2 separate regions of the Homo sapiens genome follow, and region 2 is linked to region 1. A link is an interaction called in ENCODE POLR2A ChIA-PET data of the cell type or tissue named here. Cell type or tissue: OCI-LY7. All regions are shown on one strand.

Region 1 (2,500 bases):
TGATGGTTGTACAGTATTATGAATATACTAAATGCCACTGAATTTTACGCTTAAAAATGGTTAGCCAGGTGTGGTGGCACACACCTGTGGTCCCAGCTACTGAGGAGGCTGAGGTGGGAGGATCACTTGAGTCCAGGATATCAAGGTTGCAGTGAGCTATGATCCATGATTACAACATGCACTCCAGCTTGGGTGACAGAGCTAGACTGTGTCTCTAAAAGAAATAAAAAGGTTAAAATGACAAGTTTTATGTTACATATATTTTACCACAATTTTTAAAAGTTAATAATGGAATATACCAAAGCCATTTAATTGTATACTTTATTTTTTCTTCTAGCTTTATTGAGGTATATTTGACAAACAGAAGTAGTATACATTTTAAGATGTTCATCGTGATGATTTGATACCCATATACATTGTAAAGTGACCACCTCAATCAAGCTGATTAACACATCCATCACGTCACATGGTTACCTTTTTGTGTGTGTGTGGTGACAACACTTAAGATCTCCTAGCAGATTTCAAGTATATAATACATCATTAATTATAGTCACCATGCTGTACACTTTAAATGGTGTTCAAATTTATATCTCAATAAAGCTGTTTTTAAAAATCAAGTAACAGCTGGGCATGGTGGCTCACGCCTGTAATCCCAGCACTTTGGGAGGCCAAGGCGGGCAGATCACCTGAGGTCAGGAGTTTGAGACCAGCCTGGCTAACATGGTGAAACCCTGTCTCTGCTAAAAATACAAAAATTAGCCGGGCGTGGTGGCAGTTATCTGTAATCCCAGCTACTCGGGAGGCTGAGGCAGGAGAATCGCTTGAACCTGGGAGGCAGAGGTTGCAGTGAGCCGAGATCGTGCCATCGCACTCCAGCCTGGGGGACAAGAGCGAGACTTCCTCTCTAAAAAATAAAAAAAATTAAAAAAAATTAACACATAAATACAATATGATATTATTTTCCTAAAGTTACACATGAATCCCTTTCCCCTTCCCCCAGAGACAAACAGTATTTCTCTTGATGCAGCAAAATGCTGTTTCATTACAGAGAAACAGTATTTCAATACAGTATTCTGTACAGTATTTTCAATACAGAGAAATACAGTATTTCTCTGTAGATGTAGAGAAAAAGGATGGGAAGGATACTCCTCAAACTAATAGCAGTAGGGTAGGGTTTGGAGGTGGGTACAGGAGGAACTGTAGCTTTATTAGCATTCACTATTTTATAGTGAGAATATATTCACATTACTTTTCAAATTAGAACTACAGTTTTTTGGGCCAGGTGTGGTGGCTCACACCTGTAATCCCAGCACTTGGGGAGGCCAAAGCAGGCAGATTGTTTGAACCCAGGAGTTCAAGACCAGCCTGGGCAAACAGGGAGACCCTCCAACTCTACAAATAATAATAATGTTTAAAAAGTTGGGCATGGTAGTGCATGCTTGTTGTTCCAGCTACTTTGGAGGCTGAGATGGGAGGATGGCTTGAGCCCAGAAGGACCAGGCTGCAGTGAGCCATGATTGCACCACTGCACTCCAGCCTGGGCAACAGAGTAAGACTCTAAAAAAAAAAAAAAATACAATTTTTGGAAAAGGTAAAGAATCAATAAAATGTAGACATCTGGGTTTATTGCTTAATGACTTGACTTTTTCCTTTGCCTTTCTTTGAAGGATTCTGAAAGACTAATGGAGCAACAAGGAGCACTGCTGAAACGGCTGGCGGAGGCCGACTCAGAGAAAGCGGTAACTAAGGCTGCCCTTGTCTACTCTAGTGGGTACAGGTGGCAAGAGCGTCGTTCCACTACAAAGTGTAGAGGTGCTTGGATCAAGGCAGGAGGGCTGGAGCATTTCGCTAGGTCTTAGTTTCACGATCTGTAAAATGGGCTGATGTCCTCCTGTCACGCTTGTTCTGATAGGCTTGTCTAGTTAGTTACTTGAGACCTTGAGCCACAAAGCTGGACACCAACATAGAGAGGGTAATGATGATGTTGGATTTGTAAATCATCCGTGTCTGTTAAAGCTGGATTTCCATCAAATTAGTATTATGGATTCAAAGCCATCAAAAAGTACACACCTTTGGACTCAGTAATCCTAATTCTAGGAATCTCTCCCAAAGCAGCATGTTCCAAAGTCTGTTCATGGAACCCTAAGTTCCTCAAGATGTTAATGAGTGCAAGAAACCGAAGGGGAGGTTCCATAGCCAGTTAAATTTGGGAAACCATAGGCTGGCCTGAACATGAAGTTCAACAGCTTCTTTCAAGACTTTTTTGGAGTGTCTGCTGTATTAATGCTTTTGTAAGTCTCCAAGAGAGGGGAGGGAGACGGAGGCCCAGTTTCCCAAGGTGTGGTCTGTGGCCTCTGATGCTTAGTTGAGGAAGGAGTGGAGATGCAGCAAGCTCGGCGATAATGCCTAAATGTGCATTCCCAGCTCAAGAACCCTTGTTAAGTTATGATATACATCAGTAACTTGAACCGTCAAGCAGCTCTTTCAAAAGACACAGAAG
Region 2 (2,500 bases), 330 kb before region 1:
CCTTGGCAAAGAATGAATCAACCCACCCTAGATCCCATAAATAGGGCCACCCAGGTGAGCCTCTCACTCGCCACCTCCTCTTCCACCCCTGCCAGGCCCAGCAGCCACCACAGCGCCTGCTTCCTCGGCCCTGAAATCATGCCCCTAGGTCTCCTGTGGCTGGGCCTAGCCCTGTTGGGGGCTCTGCATGCCCAGGCCCAGGACTCCACCTCAGACCTGATCCCAGCCCCACCTCTGAGCAAGGTCCCTCTGCAGCAGAACTTCCAGGACAACCAAGTAAGGGGCCAAGAGGGGCACCTGCAGGCAGGGCCTGGGGAAGAGTGGGAGCAGAGGGGAGGAGAGGTGAAGAGACTCAGGAAGAGCGTTGGGCAGGACTCTAGGAGTCCAGGGTCCAGGTTTCAGCTCACTCTGTGCCACCAGGGTCCCCTGGTGGAAACCATGCCCCTTCCCCCCATCCCCACCCCCTCTCAGCCTGAACAGACTCCCCCAGGTCCACATCCCCTCTCCCATAACCCCCATTGTCCAAAGAAGGTGGGAGCACTTTTAGTCCCCCTGCACAGATGAGGAAACTGAGGCTCAGGAAGGCCCACCAGCCACATGCCTCCTCCAGTGAGGAGGTCACCCTCCTCCCTGCCAGACTCAGAACCGCCTCTTCCCCCAGGACTCCCTTCTGGACTGATGGCCTCCTGCTCCTGCCCCTTCACCAGTGCAGGCCCAGCCTGGGCCCTGCTGCCCAGCTAGAGGGGCTCATGGTTCCAAGCTGGGCGGCCCAGAGGTGCCACAGGGACAGAGCTGGAGGGGTGGCTCCTAGGGCCATTCCTGGGTTGTGCCTCTTATCAGTCCCTTGCAGTTCCAGGGGAAGTGGTATGTGGTAGGCCTGGCAGGGAATGCAATTCTCAGAGAAGACAAAGACCCGCAAAAGATGTATGCCACCATCTATGAGCTGAAAGAAGACAAGAGCTACAATGTCACCTCCGTCCTGTTTAGGTGAGGGCCGACATCTCCTGGGGGTGTGAGAGTCAGACTGACGTCACAGGCAAGGGATGGCCAAAGCTGAGGGATCCTGTCGTTCACCTCGCTGTTCTGCCCGGAATTCATCTGTGTTCATCCTTCCTCTGTTCCTTAGAGCAACGTTTATAGCACATTTCCATGCAGACACACAGACAGTGGTGGGGATGGACATGCACAGTCGTTAGAAAACAAGACGGAGAGAGGAGGGGTGCCTGGGAGCGGGAGGAGGGGACACTGGATCCAGCCTGGAACCCCACCCAGTGCCTTCATGGAAGGCTTCCAGGGAGGTGGCCTTAAAAGAGCCAACCTGCTTCAAAAGGAAATGTGGGGTGTTCCCGGCAGGGGCTGGAGTCAGAGAGAGCCCCCCCTTCAGGAAGGAGCAAGCCATCGCAGGGTCACCCTGAGCAGAGCTGCTGAGCAGCCTGGAGGGGCAGGTGGCCACGCTAGCACCTAGCACGGTCCTCAGGCCCCGCCCCAGCGGATCTGCTGCGGAGTGGCTTAGAGCAGGGCTCTTGGGCCGCAGGGTGGGGAGACTTGGTGGGGTGCAGCCTAGGGGGTCGGGAGACCAGCGAAAGTGAAGCGGGGCCGTCACAGGTGTGAGAGAACAGGCGCAGGGTGAAGAGGCAGGGAGCCAGGGATCAGCCGCCCCCAGTGGGTTTCTGACTCTGGCAGCTGAGTGGATTGGGATTGGGGCATTTGTGGAGCAAGGAGCAGAATACAGACAGGTTGGGGAGCTCAGCCCTGGGGTGCCAGGGGATGGGAAGTGGGAGGACTCAAGGATGGGGTCAGGTTTGACCCGAGAGCTAGGGGAACGGCTGGCATGGAGCAGACTGGAAGTACCGAGGTGGATCCCCGGGAGAGGGTATAGGAAGGGAAGCAGCAAGCTGAGTGCAGGGGAGAAATGCAGGGTTTCTGTGTGTTGGGTGGCGGGGGGGGTGAAAGCCACCCAGGGAGGCAGCCAAAGGAAAGAAGGACATCGGGTGCTGGAGGGTCTGAGTGGGGTCCAGGGGCCCCAGGCAGGCCAGGAGGGACAGCCTGGTGTCAGCTCAGGGAGAAGGCCCAGGCCCATCTCGGCTGGGTGGGGTAGGGCCCCTCCAGGTAGTGGGGGATGAGCTGTCACGGGTTGGGCCGGACTGAGAGCAACAGAACCCTGCTGCTGCCCTGGCCCCACCTTGTCCAGCACAGGAGGCCCAAGCCTGGGTTGTCTCCCCTCTCACCCACCCATCTCTCCCTCCCAAGGAAAAAGAAGTGTGACTACTGGATCAGGACTTTTGTTCCAGGTTGCCAGCCCGGCGAGTTCACGCTGGGCAACATTAAGAGTGAGTCTTGAGTGAGGTGGGGCACTGAGTTGGGGCTCCGGGGAGCTGGGTAGGGGCACAGACCTTCCTGCCCCTCCACACAGATGTGTTGTATGGGGAGAAGCCCACGTTGATGGGCTGGGGAGGGAGGGGACAGCTCCCTCCTCCCATCCAGGGCAGGGCTGACCCCT

What was found. Peaks named below come from ENCODE experiments on the same cell type or tissue, not always from the same donor. Only the 100,000 strongest peaks of a DNase experiment are listed, where the experiment ranks them.
Region 2: POLR2A ChIA-PET joins it to region 1 with 6 read pairs; 2 of 35 experiments call an interaction of 5 or more read pairs at or near these places.

The regions. Positions count from the first base shown.
Region 1 is chr9:128,479,913-128,482,412 of GRCh38, forward strand. It overlaps ODF2 (outer dense fiber of sperm tails 2), which reads left to right. Exons shown (of 21, transcript NM_001351578.2): 9 at 1,668-1,739. It overlaps LOC124902281 (a long non-coding RNA gene), which reads right to left. Exons shown (of 2, transcript XR_007061803.1): 2 at 301-904. Among named protein-coding and RNA genes, the nearest start is that of ODF2-AS1, 8.2 kb to the left of the region's middle. In OCI-LY7, no CTCF peak of the experiment used is centred here; no DNase peak of the experiment used is centred here.
Region 2 is chr9:128,149,388-128,151,887 of GRCh38, forward strand. It overlaps LCN2 (lipocalin 2), which reads left to right and starts at 66. Exons shown (of 7, transcript NM_005564.5): 1 at 66-276; 2 at 851-987; 3 at 2,251-2,330. The coding sequence starts at 139. RefSeq lists a silencer at 1,416-1,465. In OCI-LY7, CTCF peaks have their summits at 1,364 and 1,566; a DNase peak (open chromatin) is centred at 1,404.